2 separate regions of the Mus musculus genome follow, and region 2 is linked to region 1. The links are chromatin loops, found by intact Hi-C in ENCODE. Cell type or tissue: left cerebral cortex. All regions are shown on one strand.

Evidence for each region. Peaks named below come from ENCODE experiments on the same cell type or tissue, not always from the same donor. Only the 100,000 strongest peaks of a DNase experiment are listed, where the experiment ranks them.
Region 2: a loop joins it to region 1, with 9 times the contacts of the local background. A loop is called at or near these places in 6 of 42 quality-filtered maps.

What each region holds. Positions count from the first base shown.
Region 1 is chr2:63,179,275-63,187,274 of GRCm38, reverse strand. It overlaps Kcnh7 (potassium voltage-gated channel, subfamily H (eag-related), member 7), which reads left to right and starts at 2,988. Exons shown (of 16, transcript NM_133207.2): 1 at 2,988-3,273; 2 at 4,989-5,219. The coding sequence starts at 3,198. It overlaps Gm34110 (a long non-coding RNA gene), which reads right to left and starts at 3,572. Exons shown (of 3, transcript XR_866371.2): 1 at 2,973-3,572; 2 at 1,026-1,114. In left cerebral cortex, no CTCF peak of the experiment used is centred here; DNase peaks (open chromatin) are centred at 3,114, 3,371, 3,573, 5,104 and 3 more places; H3K4me3 peaks cover 5,076 bases; H3K27ac peaks cover 5,143 bases.
Region 2 is chr2:63,448,225-63,456,224 of GRCm38, reverse strand. No RefSeq gene overlaps it. Among named protein-coding and RNA genes, the nearest start is that of Gm23503, 20 kb to the right of the region's middle. In left cerebral cortex, CTCF peaks have their summits at 1,173 and 3,830; DNase peaks (open chromatin) are centred at 1,439, 3,138 and 3,821.

The sequences.
Region 1 (8,000 bases):
CTCTGGTTTTATTCTATTATTGGGTGGGCATAGATTAATATACTTGTCTCCACTGTGCCAATATATAATGCATGAACACAATTACTGGGATAATTTAGAAACAGGATACCTTTAATCTTCTGTTCAAATCAATCAATTACAATGCATAGATTATGGAATGTTATATGACTTTACATAGCCTCATGAATAGAACTGATCTTAGTTAAATGTATCTAAGGAAATATGAAGCCTATAATCTTACTTATATATTACACGGGCTTTGGAAACTTATCATGTATTTCATTAACTAATCCTAATAGACACTCTGAGAGTTTTACCTAAAGAGAAAATATTCTAGAGAACAGAATTCCATTTTTCCTCTTGAAGAACATTCTATGATTTTACATAGCCTCATGAATAGAACTGATCTTTGTTAAATGTGTTGAAGACAATGTGAAGCCTATAATCTCACTTATATCTTACATGGGCTATGGAAACTTATCATGTATTTCATTAACTAATCCTAATAGATGCTCTGAGAGTTTTACCTAAAGAGAAAATATTCAATCATAAGCAGAAACATTACACAGTAAACTTCTGCATGTCAAATCTTCGTATCCTGTAGTAGAGAAAACGTTTGTTTTTACAAAATACAATGGGAATGGTTATTACCTTAAAGTGGTTCTCATTTTCTGAGCTGGCAAGTCATTTAAAATGTATTAGCCAGCCATGTTGCTTTGTTATAATTTGCTCTTGTATTATTGTGTCACGAAACCTTATAGGCAATGAAACTTTATACGGAAAACTTACAATCCACACACTGTATTCTTTTCTCCTCTGGAGTCCTTGATTTGGTGGGTAATGTGAACTTGAGTTTAGTTTAAAAGCTAAGTAAAATGGGAAGGTGTTTAAGAAATGTCTCAAAAATAGCAACTTGTGTTTTTCTAGGCATTTGGTGACTAAGATCAGGGTTTTGTGTCTTAACAGCCACTTGACTGAGTTTGCAGTTCCACTGTCATTGGTTGGCATCCTCAATGAATACTCACTAATGGCAGTCTAAGAATCAGCACCACGGATAGCTCCATACATTTTTAGCTTCTGAAACCAGGAATGGTTCTTGCAAGCACAGCTGCATCTAGGGAAGAAAAACACTAAATAATCTACCTACACGGAAAAAAGAAAAGAAACCATGTATCAGAAAAGTGTGTCCTCAATATTTCAATGGACACAACTGCACAGAGTCAAGAAAAATCAAGCTAATAACTAGAAAATTGAACTTTTCCAGGCACTGTCTTCCTTTGGATTTGTTTTCAATACTTTCAATGAAAACAGTTAGAATTTCTTCGGTTCTTGTTTTTATTTAGAATTTGGGGGTGTAGTTTTCTAAAATATAAAAAAGTGTTGTGTGAATCTCACAATATACCTTCTTTACCACAATATATGTTCACCCTCCTAAGTGAACATTGCCTCTTGTCACTTAGCCCCACTCTGATTATTTCACTTCATATTTGAGGTATAACTGAGATAATGTGAACCCTACTGATGTAGACAAAGCAGGACTATGGGCTGCACCCTGATCTATCAGCGACCCTCATCCATGCAGCTATATGTCCTTATGAAAGTCTGTGGGCCTTTATTGACAGCCAGAAACAAGAGATTTGTCTAAGTTCTCTTTTGCAGATTGAAATGGTGACCGAAAATACTTACAAAAAGGGGCGTGGATAGAGCTATTAAAGCTGACTACATAAATGAAGGGAGAGAAGTAAGAGGAGAGGAGAAGAAACCTGGAAAAATCTACTTTGAAAAGATGTTTCCTTAGCACAGCTTGCCTTAAGTCTCCAGGAACATATGAACCAAACAAAGTGCATGTATAATCAGGAAGAGATTCCCACATGGGAAGCCTCTGTGAAGCTAAAAGGAAGAGGTCTCAATGTTTCCCTTGGAACTCTGTCTTATGCAAGTACTCCCTTAGCAAAGGTGAGAAAACAGAAGGAATTTGGCTACTGGGTTTAGGAGGTAATTAACAAGGGAGGTCACTTGAAGGCAGGGAACTCCTAGCCCCACCCACCTTTTGTTCCTTCTCCCAGGCGCTCAGCCTCACCCTTTTCAAACTCTGGGCTTGTTTTGTACCATTTGCTTACACAATCTTTGGCCTTAACATCGTTCTGTCAACCTCTAGCACAAGGGAGACCCAGTCACCCTCATCATTGCAACTCCTCTGGGACTCCCTTGGGGAAACCCGGTATGCTCAGCGGTGCTTTGGATAGTCCTGGCTTTATTCAGAGACCACCCCTGAGGGTGTCAGGGTCAGAGCTGAACCCTGAAATTGTACCTGCACTCTTAGGTGGCTCATCTTCGATCTTCAGCATCCCGAGCGCCAGCAGAGCCTAGAAGCACTCATTAAAGGGCTGGGCTGGCTTCCCACCTGTCTTTTCTTTGCAACTGAGGGCGTGTTAGCTACCATAGTGTGAATCCCTTAAGGATGGAGCCCTGTGGCTAGTGGCCATGGAGATCACCTTCCCAGAGTAGCTGTTTTATCACTGAGTTTGGGAGATTTCTTGGCTGCCTTCCGATAAGGCACGCTTGAGTAACCCGAGCTCTGGCGGCGCCCAAGCTCCCAGGATAAAGGCTGTGTGTGTGTGTGTGTGTGTGTGTGTGTGTGTGTGTGTGTGTGTGTAGGGGGAGAGGGCGGGGACAGTAACGTCAACCCCCACCCTGCCTCCTTTTCTTTTTTCCCTTCCTGCAAAAGGCGCACAAGTCTTCCACCCTACCCCACCCCCGCCCACCAGCAATCCTTGGGGCTCTGGGCAACAGCCAGGTTAAGCCCATTTGCACTGAGAAATTGGCGCTGTTTGGGAGAAGAGAAACAGATCGATTGCCCTTGTGACTCCCCGCCCCGCCACCCCAGCCCAGCCCGCCCCCCGCGTTCCTCGGCCCTCCTCCGCCACCTCCCGCACCCCGCCTCCTCCCCTCCCCGCCCCCAAGCCTCTCACTCGACGCAGGCCGGTGCGAGGCCCCCTCCGGAAGGTGAGCGGGATGGATTGGACTTCGGCGGAGAACGCGGGTGTCTCGAAGTGGTGCTAATGGGAAGAGATTTCTGCTCCCCAAAGAAGATGCGCTGCCACAAAGAGCGGCTTGCGCGCCGGCCTGGGCTCTAGCCCGGGAGACATCCCGGGAGAACTCTGAGCTCGGAGCGCTCGGCGAAGACCCGGGGCAACATGCCTGTTCGCAGGGGGCATGTGGCACCGCAAAACACCTTCCTGGGGACCATCATACGGAAATTTGAAGGGCAGAGTAAGTTCGTTTGTTCTCTCCCTGTCGCTCGCTTTCTGCTTTGGTAGAGCACTTGGCGTCCGTCACTTCCAAGCTAGAGGGATGGACAACTCCAGGTTGTCAAGTTAGAGGCTGGGAAAGCCAGGCAGGCAGTTCAGATGGCAGCGGGGGTGTTCTAATATTAATTTGGATTTACATTTTATATTATGGACTCCATTGTACAAGGCAATTTGATCCTCCTCTCCCACTGCTCCATTATCTGCCTTGCTACTTCATGCCCTACTAGTCTACTACCTTAAAGGGAACGTGCTGGTAAAACATGGGCTTGTATTCTAAAGCTTTTTCTGTGGCAGACTTTGTAAAGTCAGGAGCAGAACCGACTATAGGCTGGAAACAAGAACATGTAAATGGTAGTGGCGATGCCAACAGCTATGCAAACTGTTTTCTGCTGGTAAACTGCTGGGCTGTGGAATGTCAAGGATGCTGTTTGCTTGATGTTAGTTGGCTCTTAAAACTGAACTTTGTACGGAAACTGAAAATAGACGCAAAAGAATAATTTGGTGAGCAGTGGACTGGTTTGAGTGCAAGCAGCTCACTACTGAAAAACCGTATTTGTGTCTCTTTGTCGCTCCCTAAATATAAGGTGTAGAAATTTAAAAATTGAAGGGCAGTCTGTAAATCCCACAGAGATTGAATGTAGAAAAAAAATTTCTGTACTCATGTAAGCAAGCCACCAGGAATTATTTTCTATAAATATAATAATTTAAAATCCTGTAGTTATCCATTTGTATTCTGCACTAAATCTACCTCAGCGTGCATTTATGTTGCATACATTATATGTTTCTCCAGTACTGCACTTAGTGATGTGAAGATCTGGTACCTGTGAACAACATTAACTTCTCTATTCTGTTCCATATTCTTTATGGAAATAGCAAATATAACTTGTTATCACACCTAATGTGACTTGAATTAAAATATCTATTACATAAAATTATAGCTTGTTCCAAACAGAAAGTTTAAAAACTGTTTTCTATCACTATTCAAACTGTATAGTGTGCATTTTCTTTTTATCTTTTGGAATTGAACATTATGAAAGTATGAAGGTTTATTTTATTTATTGTTAATAAATGTGGAGTCATTTCATTGCTAAAGATAAGTGTCTTAAAAAATATAAGCATGTATTTAAAAAAAAAGAAAACCATATGCCTTCCTTATAGAAATCAAGTAAAAGCAAATCTAAAAATAAGGTACTTTAAGATAGTTGCATTCTAAGGTCCAGTCAAAGTTGAAGTGAGAAACCTGGCAGTTACAGAATGTTTTAATTTTCTAATTTAAGAAATTTTTATCATTCAACTAAATGGCATTCTAGAATTATCCATTGGCAAACTGCTTGTCAGTGTGTCCACCAGGACCTCCTGGGACTCAAAGAGCTTGAGAACTAGGCAACTTGGAAATTTCTGTTCTTGCAATTGAAGAGAAATTGTCTTAATTTCTTGTATTAAATCACGTATTTCCACAGATCTCACACCTCAAGTTTGTATAGGGGTGTGTGTGTGTGTGTGTGTGTGTGTGTGTGTGTGTGTGATTTTTGTAATTCTCTTGGAAAGGTCTAAATGATTGGCATTTGGGGGAAGCCACTGTATTTCTGACCCTCGTTATGCAACAAATGGCTTTAGTGTTTGTGAGAACCTTTGGGAAGATTTTAAAAGAGATGTCCTACCATCTTCTTGTTGCAGATAAAAAATTTATCATTGCAAATGCCAGAGTGCAGAACTGTGCTATCATCTACTGCAATGATGGCTTCTGTGAGATGACGGGTTTCTCCAGGCCAGATGTCATGCAGAAGCCGTGTACCTGTGACTTTCTCCATGGGCCTGAGACCAAGAGGCATGATATTGCCCAGATTGCCCAGGCGCTGCTGGGGTCAGAGGAGAGGAAAGTGGAGGTCACCTACTATCACAAGAATGGTAATGTGGATCCAGCTAGGATTCCTTCTATTTGATTCCCTTGTAGTGAAATTCCGATTACCAAAAGTTCATATGCAGACGAAACCTCACATAATTAATTGTAGATGGAATTTTTTTTTACATGTAAAGTCTCAGTATCTGAGAAGTATGAATGTTCTTATTTGACCAGTGACAAAACTTCTTCTTTGTGTAAGCATACCTTGTTTGAACTCTGTAGAGGTGCAGTAACTTAATGTCACCAAGGACGAAAATGCCATAAGTCACCCCTGACACTTTTCAAGGGAGTGGTGTGAGAATTAGTAACTCACTGTTTGCATTTTTCATGCATAGTGTGAGTCGGTACATACTATCTGCCTGACATTGAATATATTACCACGGTCTTCATTAAAACAGTGTAATCTGAAATGAACATTGGTGCAGTGATAAGTGTATCTTGGCTTTTAAAGTGTTGGTTGTTGGTACTTTTGTGTCTTTCAACTGTTTTTAGAGAAGATTAGGTACAGTTTATAAAAACCTCTACAACTGAGTGACTAAACTTGGTTCCATGCAGTTGTTATAAAATAAGAGATGTAGAAGACATTACTTGTAAGAAATACAGAAAAGGAGCTCTGAATGTGCAGTTATTAATATTCACTTGTTAAGTTGTTAAGTTATTAGTATTAAAATTAAGACTAGTATTTCAAGCTCAAGGACACACTACTTTCTTATAGCCTTTCCCTGGGAACAATGTGCATGCATTTACATTGTAGCATACACATATGAATGTGCACATGCATGCATGCATGTGAACACACATATATATTCAGATATAAATAACTGAATATAAATAGGTTAGTCTATATGAATACTCACATAATTCACTTTAAAGCATAGTTGTAGTCTCACATCTACACATGTAAATTACCCATTTAGTAAAACATTTGTAGAAAACAAGTACATTGTAGGTTATTTTGCCAATATTGCATCATCTATTTTGCTGTTTTATTTACAAAAATTAATGAGGGTGAGGAGAATCTGCTCAGACTTTTAGAAAACCCTTAAGCTTGGCAATGCATGCTATCCTATAGGCTACACCGGATTATGACTTATTATTTGAAAACTACAGAGAAAAAAATAGCAAAAGAAAGGTTAATTCTTTGTCTTATTTTCTTGTAATTAAATGTTTCAAAGTAAGAAATGTACAGTTCTTAATTACTGGATTTTTCTCCATCCTATGAACTTGCACTTGAGTGGGAATTGCAATCGAGTATTACTGGAAAGGCAGGTTTGTATGACTTTATATTGCTCTGGAATGAAGGCAATTATATGATTATCAGAGAGCAAAGGAATTGAGCTGTAAGTTCTTCCCAGTTCACTCTTATTTTCCGCTCAGTAGCATTGTATATTATAAATAGCCCAATTGCTTCATTGTTAGAGATACTGCTTCACAGAGACTATCACAAAGCACTGCACCTTATCTCTTTTGCCTATTTTGTTCCAAGAAGTATGCCTTTTGAAATTTTAAGAATTTCTTTGAAATGTAGGTTATTTCTTCTCTAAATGTTCCAGAGGATGTTGACATGGTCTACATCATGGTTGTTTAAGGCTTGGCAGACATAATTGTTGTTATATTTTCAAGATTGCTTCAGAATGTTTTCATCTTTAAAAAAGTTAAAGTACTACTCTAGTTAAGCCAGTGAGCTGCTAAGCAAATTTTTGGTTTTAAATAACAATTCTATCTATTGTATTGAAACTAAAATGTGGAATTTTGGACACTCATCACTTCATTCACTATAACTGAAAAGATGAGCTCAGAACAATTTTCAAGAGGAAATTTATAGAGAAGCACAAACCTGTTGGTTACAAGCCTGCAGTAAAGTTGTCAGCGTATTGCCCATTGCAAATGTATGTCTGAATGCTTTGCTTAGCTATATGAATTTTGAGGGGGAGGGGAGAGAAGAGAGAGAGAGCGAGACAGAGAGACAGAGAGAGACAGAGAGAGGCAGAGAGAGACAGAGAGACTAGAGAGAATTTTGTACAAGGAACCTTTGGAAGTTTGTGGAAATATAGATATGTTATTTTTTCATACAAATTTTGTCTTTATTGATGTTTTCAGGTATGGCACGCTTCTAAGGAGTAGCGCCTCTTTAGAGTCAACAAGAAACTGTCTACTTAGCTTTAGTTAGTAGAGGAAATAAATAGATGAACTCACGGATTTTTCCCCCCAAGGAAAGGTTATTAACTCAGATCCCCTGGAAGACGGTTAAGATAGAGATATATTTCCCTTCTTGGGATCCAATAAACTAGTGGATGGCTTAATTTTGAGAGTTTGTTGGTTTATTCACACGACAGCTATAAAATCAGTAAAAGCTTATGAGACCCAAATGCTTTGATAGTCTCACCTCTTATTGACCTGCTGCAGGCCACTTTATATTTATAAAAGCAGACAGACAGAAGAAAAACACAACATAGAAATATTTTCATTGGTTTGTTTCTTAATGTTTCCTTAATGCCTTTTAACTAAGTTCATCTACTTCAATCACTTGTATTTTTGTTGTTTTTTTTTTATTCTTGATTCTATTCAGTAAATGCTTCCTATTTTATTAATTCAGCAATTCAGTCATATATATATATATATGTATCTCACGATGAGAAAGTGAGGAAGTGTTCCTATATTCTGTGCTTTCCATTCATTCATGATGGATCAACAAAATACGTTTAAGCATCAAAATATCTGAGGAGTGAACCATTATTTTTGAAAGCTTGCTTTTTGAAGTGCCTCATTGGCTTGCTGAGCAGGGG
Region 2 (8,000 bases), 270 kb before region 1:
TATGGGGCTGGTCTTCCAGGCAATGTTATCATCCGTTTTCCAGAATTTGAAATGCATAAAATAAAATACATAGCAGATATCGGTGAGCCTAAATACATATAATAAAATTCTGTAGTATAAAAAATCAACATGGGTGTGCTTTTTAATTCACTAAATAACAACGTATATTGATTTTTCAATAATCATCCTATTTGAAAAACTGTTCTAACTTCAAGAAAATAAGAATCCATATGATTCTTTTAATTCTGTAACTACTATAAGCTGTACTGAACATATCTGATCTGTTTGTGACAAAGGCTGGCAATAGTGGGATTCTCAACACACATTGGATGTTGACAGACAAGCTAAATTTCAGATATGAAGTAGCAAAGTAAGAATAAGCATTTTCCCACTATAATGCACAGATCATGGACGCTTTTGCATTAACAGATAGCAAGTTCAGAACAATTGGAAGAATAAAGAGAAACTTCTGACTTGGACAATCATAGTTTATGCTATGCTATAAGTTAGGATATGCCACATGAAAGTTCTCCACATTAAAGATGTCAGTCCCCGAGATCAAGTAACAGATTATTATTTTCAAACCTTATACTACAAAAGTAGCTCACTAAGTAAGGCCATTAATTAAGGCAGAACAGTGTCAAGTTACTTTATACAAACATTGGACATTTTCATTACAGTCAACTTAGAATTCATATGTTCTTGCCAGCACTTTAATGCAGATTTTAAAGTGTTAGTAATTTTATTTCTAGGCAAACATTTGATTCCAACTAAAGTACTATTTCTCCTGAGTTAATATTCACGGTCAAAGAATACAAAAGTCTCAATGTTTGCAATAATGTAGTCCTCACTCATACCTGGACCACACTTGATAAACAAATAAGGATTTTGTGAATATCCAACTTGAGACATAAGAGACATTTTAGAAAGGCTGATAAAAATAAGAAAGACAAAAATTGTTTCTCTGATGACCTTGATTAAACTAAATGGAGGTTGTCACAAGGAATTCAAATGTCATGAATCTGGGTAAAACACAAGGAGGGAAACAGAATGGCTGATTAGGTGGGAGGGAGATAAGGGGTGGGGAGGTAGTAGGCAGAAAATGTTTTCATACATGTATGAACTTGTCAATAAACTAATTTAATTAGGAAACGGGGAGGGGTGTATTGTCACCATTAGAACACAAGGTGTCCTTTGGACACCACTGAAATTGAAGGCCTGTGTGTTTGTTTACCACCCAGCCCCCCTGCTGCTAGGTCTTGTTGTGTGCTGAAAATCCCATTCCCTGCCTGCCCCCCCTCCCCCAGAGCCAGTAAGAGTTCCAAGCAGTTCATTAAAGCCTCTCTTCTTTTCCCTGCTCAGTCTTATCTCCGGAGGTGTAAATCAGAGAGGCAGATGTACAATCTGGGATGGTTTCCAGCTCCATTTTTAGAATGTGGAATGTTCGACACCGTAGGCGTTGAACAGAGTTTTTCAGTCTGTCACATGTCCAGTTTCGGTGCCAAGGAAACCCCCTAAATGGCGCCCAAACACTTACTTCTGGAACAGGGTAAAGCCCCAGCCGGACATGCCACAGTGTGTTTACTGATCTTTGATGTTTAGTGAGTGAGAAAAACCAGAGTGAAAGGGATGTTTCTGACATTGTAGACAAGAAAGCTTCAGTTGTGTGGTTAAATGAATTTTAGGAGGAGAAAGATTGGAAGGACCTCCCCCCACCCCCCCAATGAAATGTAGCAAACAAACTCTTGTGTATCAAAGCCACAGTAGAGAGCAGAAGGCTGAAGTGGCATGTGAGGATACTTACTCATATTGGAAAAACGCCCTTGAATCTGAGCAGTGCTCTCATGCACTTGATCTCTTATTATTTTTACAAAGTCTCAAATCGACACAGTAAAACTTATTCTTCCCGATTTTGACTGGAAAATTAAGCTCTGGTTGGATTTTCAAAGTCAATAGTCATGAAGCTTGGTTATGGTAGGACCCAGTCTCAATTCCTGAAACCGATTAGTAACTATCTTTTGTTAAAACACAGAGGAAAATAAAATAACATGGAAATCCAACCCAGTTTCATTTCTTTAACTATTTCTGAAATCCCTAAGATGGAGGACCGTTTCCTTGTACATGTAGATATCACTGGGGTCAGAGAGTATATGAGGGCTCTTGGTGAACATAGGGTGTTCTTAGGCTCCTTTGGTTCCTTCAGTCGGTGGGGATTTGCTCATTTCACACATTTTAAAAGCAAAAGTGAAGCCCAGATCTTCCATTTTATGTCTCCGAACTTCCTTGTCTCGAAAGTTTTTAGAGTAAAATTCTTACTTCACTTCCTCTCTTCTCTCCATCCTCCAGTCCCCTTTCCTGGTCAGTGGGACAATTTAGAGATGAATTTATTATGCATTATTTTGGGGGGGAATTATCAACATGACTGAGAGCTAGTTGTTCACATTGTGAGCATTGTAAGAGCATGCCATAGTAAAAATAAGTCTTGGTACCTTGAGTTATTATTTTTTCTTATCTTTCACTTTTTTTCTCTGAAGATATTTTGAAAAATCCCTGGTTTTAGTTTTTCATTTCTGGAAGATGTTTACCCCAAAATACACCAAACCGCCGGCCTTTGTTTATGTGTAACCCAATTTCCCGGGCAAACTCTGTATGAACATAAAGTAGAATTCCACTACTGCACTACAAAATTTCCATTACTAGAAATGCTACACATTAGTGGGGCTTTATTCAAATCACTGAATAATGATTACTAATTCACATGTTTCTAACAATTGAAGGAAGCAATAATCAATGAAATAAAAATTCAGTTGCCCACAGTCCCGATCACAAAGTCGAAGGACCATATGCATACATTATTTTCTCTCCTTCAACCATAGTAAGATCTCTGAGAAGAAAAAGAAAGTACATAAAACCACCTTCTGTCCTTCAAGCTTTACCTTGCCAATTAATTCATCCTTACCATGGATTCTCTTTCAATTATATGGGCTCCCAACCGAGGGCTCTGCTAATGTACACCATTCTATTTTTGTCACAAAATTCAGTTTGCCTTTCAAAGCTTGACACATTCCAAGTGAATATGCTAGGAATTCCCCATCTCCTCTGAGTGTTCTCTGGCATGAGGGGACAGACAGCATTGTTCCTGCCAACTGCAGTGCCACAGATGCCTCCCTCTTGCCACACTGTGTTTATCAGGAAGTCATGCCTTCTGGAGACTTTTTATACCTTCTGTGCTGGCTTTGGGAATGATGACTATGATGCTCTCAAAGAACAGAGCACTTCTGACTAGGGTCCATCTAAAGAAAACCCACACTCCTGAGCTCCTCTTATTTAAACATTAATGGTTAAGGTAATAACCCATGTAATTAAATCACAAATTAGCCTGTTACCACTTACAAAAATTAGTAGGCATAGTCATTTAGCTGCTATCTTCATATATGTACCAGAGATGGATGTGACAAAATCAGGATCCTAACCTATTTTGTAGAGGCAAAATAAAATGTTCCTTGTCTACTGTTAAGAGATATAGAAACTTTGTTTCAACTTAAAAAAATTATCAAGCAAAGGGACATTCTCTATTAATATGGTGTTAAGCTCAAGCAGTTAGCAAAGATTGTGACAACTGTAAAGTCATAAAGTTTTGTCTTTTACTAAGTCTAAGTGTGAAGTAATAATGTATAAATTATGATGGTGTTTGGATGTCAAAAGTGAATGCTGCTACTTTCTATCTCTTATTTTTCCAGATGCGAATTGACAGGTTTGTGAATGTACTAGATTCCTATGAAGAAATTTGTTTGAACAACTTGCCATTTTTGAAAGCCACCACTAGATGGTATGCAAATACCCTTTCTTCAATTCTTGCCCTCTTCTTTCTGATTTTTAGGCTACAGGGATGGGTGGTATGTGATGTGCTGATTTTATTTGTCTTTGTGCTGGGGAACATGGGAGAATGTTGCTTGGATAAGCTATTTTTAATTAATTATTTTTGATGCCATTGAACCAATCTTGTATTGTTATATCTAAGAGGGGATTTGTTTCACATTTTAGACTTGTGTGGTTTTTCTATACCATTTTCCCATGAAACAGTAAGTCAACATTAATAATATTGTAATTTTCTGCAATTAGCAAATATACTTCAAATCTTAAAGTTTTTTGCATGTGAATAATTAATACTATTTTACATTAAAATTTAAAGTTACACATGACAATTACAAGCTACATAATTATCAGTTATAAATAATAACTCACATTCTGCACAAACAAAACCAAATTTCGTTCAGATAAGCTGACTATGCTCATGAGATGATGACTGAACCAAGAACAAAATGTGTGCTAGATGACCTGTTACACACTTCATCTTTTCAACCACACTTTTTTTTTTTGTGGTTTTTCGAGACAGGGTTTCTCTGTATAGCCCTGGAACTCACTTTGTAGACCAGGCTGGCCTCGAACTCAGAAATCTGTCTGCCTCTGCCTCCTGAGTGCTGGGATTAAAGGCATGCACCAACACGCCCGGCTTTCCACCATACTTCTTAATAGGTAAAATAATTTATAATTATTTTATTTATAATTGTGTTTAAACTTTTGAAGATATATGAAAATGTATAATACCTATTTGATCTTCTCATTGATATTCCCTAATTCACAAAATATATTGTGTCATTTTTCAATTATTATATAATCCATATAATTTATATGCAAAGCCATGCAGAGCCTGTCTTTCTAATGGCAATTACCATGAGATTATCAATCACCTCTAGCTATAGTACTATTTATATAGCATTATAGTCACCCTATCAGTGTTGTAATGCCTGCTGTAATGCATAACTTCCATGTAAAATTAATTCATGTAGGAAGGAATAGTCAATGTAACAAGATGGTCTTATAAATTCCAGATTTCTACTTGTGCTTAAAATTGATAATTCTTCTGAAGAGTTTAATGGTATAATTCTATATTTTAATGGGGTTTCAGAAATACAGAACACCATGTCTAGTTTCAGCATTTAACCCCTTAAATAACTTCAGATAACTATACTAATACATAGATTCTAAATAAATATACAATATAAATATAACAAAATAACTTATACATAAAATAACATTAAAAGTAAAAGTTTTTTTTCCCCTGCAGTGTTTATATTTTCTCAATTGCCTTTTCTTGGGTAATTCAGGCTCTCTGGGAAATCTAAAATTTAGGTGATTTAATTTCCCATAATTTTTTAATGTAATCTTTTTCAAAATCCTAGGTTTTATAATCTTATATTTGTTTTCTCAATTCTTGTTTGTGTACATTTTGACATAGTCTTAGAGAAAGTTAAACAGCAGATTTTAGTGTCCAGCAACCAAGTCATGAGTAGCCTGGCTGATAGCTGACTTACTGTGTAAGCTCCTCATTAATATCATTACCAGTCCAAACTCTAGACTCATGTACCTCACACTTCAGTTGAATTTGCATGCAGCATTTTCCATCTTATGGAACATCTGGTATCTATCTTCTTCGTCTTAATTATTTTCTGAAATGCAAATGAAGGTTAAAGTATACTGATTATTTCTCTATTTCACTGAGCTGTGTTTGATACAATCACACAAAACTTTATACTAACTCAGTTGCATGTCATATTTTGAGTCCATTCTCAGAAAATTTAATGCAATGCCTTAGTGTCTAACTTTAAAAAGAACAAAATAAACTCTAACAAATATTTATTTGTTTCTTTGCATCTTTATTTTATTACCATTTTTATCTTTCATCATTCAAGAAATACAGGATTTTCATTCTTTTATTTTTATTTACATTTTTACTGCAATTTTTCAATCTGAATTCATTGCTCTGATAACTGCTCGGTTTTAGTTTCCAAACCCTAATTTCTTGCTGTGTATAAAACCATTTCTTGTTTAACTGTACCTGATATGGATTGTGCTTTAGTTTCCTGAACAGATGTTGATTCTGAAGCCAAGTAGTTCTGTGAAGATTGTAATCTGTAACTGATGGTCCATTGAACATTTGGATATATGCAGTCTTTTAATGTTTTCTATACTTCTGTTTTCTTGATTATAAATATTAATTGGGTTTCTATACATTGCTAATCTATTATATCCACTCTCTATTTACTTGCTATTTTACATATTTGTTTCATGCAGTTATCACAGACATCTATTTGCATCACAAGTAGGCCCTCCTTATCAATCATGTTACTAGGGTAGAAACCCTGTCCCTGTGAGTGCATAGATGTAGTTAAGAGAAAGAGAAAGGTAAGGGCAGTATGATGTTCTGTTCATCTACTGTCTTCACTACCCATTGGTATTGCTGCTAACATCAGGATTCCAGGTACCATAGCCATTCTGCCAACTTGTATTTTCTTTCTCTTCAGATTGATTTCTTGTAGAAATGGTAACAGGAGTTCCTTGAGGAAAAGTACAGGCTGCTGAAAAGAAAACCATGGCAAATTGAAGCAATTACTCCTGTATTACTGTCTCTGAGCCGTATTCAGGACATAAGTGTCTCCTACTGCAAGCCAGTCCTAGAATTTCTAGCTAATCATTGGGAGGAAGTGCAGGAATTTTACCCATAAATATCATCACTAACATAGTTTCTGGTAAAGCAAACTCTCTAGAAATAATCACAAGAAAGAAAATAGAAGAGTGGGAAAGGGCAAATAGTTAAAGTTGGAAAACACATTTATTCCGAAAAATGAACCAAAATATCTGAAGAAAAAAATCAGTGAGTAAATGGGGCGACTGAAAAGAATAAATGATAAATTCTGAAAATAAATGAGTTAATCAAAAAAATCAATCAATTATAAAATGTAAGATAACATAATTCATCATGAACCAACAACACAAATTAGAAGAATAGATTTTAGAGATGGAGGATGAAGTCAGGATAATAATTCTTTATGACATGAATGAGGAAAATAATGAAATGAGCATAATTAAATGTCTCAAGGAGTCTTAAATACATCCAGGAGCCCAATGGTAAGAATATATGGAGTAGGAGAGTGCTCTGTGATAAAGTCAAAGGTCAATTTATTCAACACATTTAAATATATTTTCAAGATATAGAGACTGTAATAGATATGTAAATAAAAGATGCATCTGGAAATTCAAACAAATTTAAGACTAGAAAAATATCTGCATGCTTTATCATAGGATGCAAAAACAACTGATAAAAAAATAATATCCAACATTGTCACAGAAAAAAGATATGGACATAAGTATAACAAAATCTCTTGCATTAACAATCCAAATATTCTATGGAATGATACATTTCAATCCTTGAAGTTAAGTATGTGTTAACCAAGAGTTCTTGACAAAATTTTCTCCTAAAACTGATAAAGCAATAAGAACATTTCTAGAAAGGCATACATTAATGCATTTTGCAACTATCTTGGCATTACTTAAAAATTTTCTTAAAGCAATAATGTAAAAAAAAATATACAGGTACAAAGCATGTCTCATTCATAATAAAACAGGGAATGTTTCATTCTTAGAAGAATAGATGAACAGAAGAGATAATTTTTGTGTCCAACAGAAGAAACCAGCAAGCTAATACAAACAGGGGAAGATGAAGAAAACTAACATTTCAACCAATCAGAACCTCAACTTGTGAAGCTATGAGAAATAGCAAGTCTCTCTCTGTGAACAGTCTTAAATGTAAATAAGTCCAACTTTCCAATAAGAAAAATGCAGACTAACAGACTTGATTAGAAAATAGCAAATATCAATTCCTCAAAAATATTATCTAGCAACAATGTCCAGAAGCTGAAAATCAAAGGGTGAAAATCAACATTCCAAGAAATCTGAAGCCTTAAACAATATGAGATACTAATTGATATAGCTGTCATAGCTGATTTTGAATAAAAAGACAAATAGAGGCATTATATATTAAAGTGGACATGACAAAATTGTTTTTATGCACTGAAATGGGACTTCTATTTTTTTTTTAAAAAGAACTAAAACACTAACAAAAATTTAGAGATTCTATCAATGACAGTTAAAGGGACTTT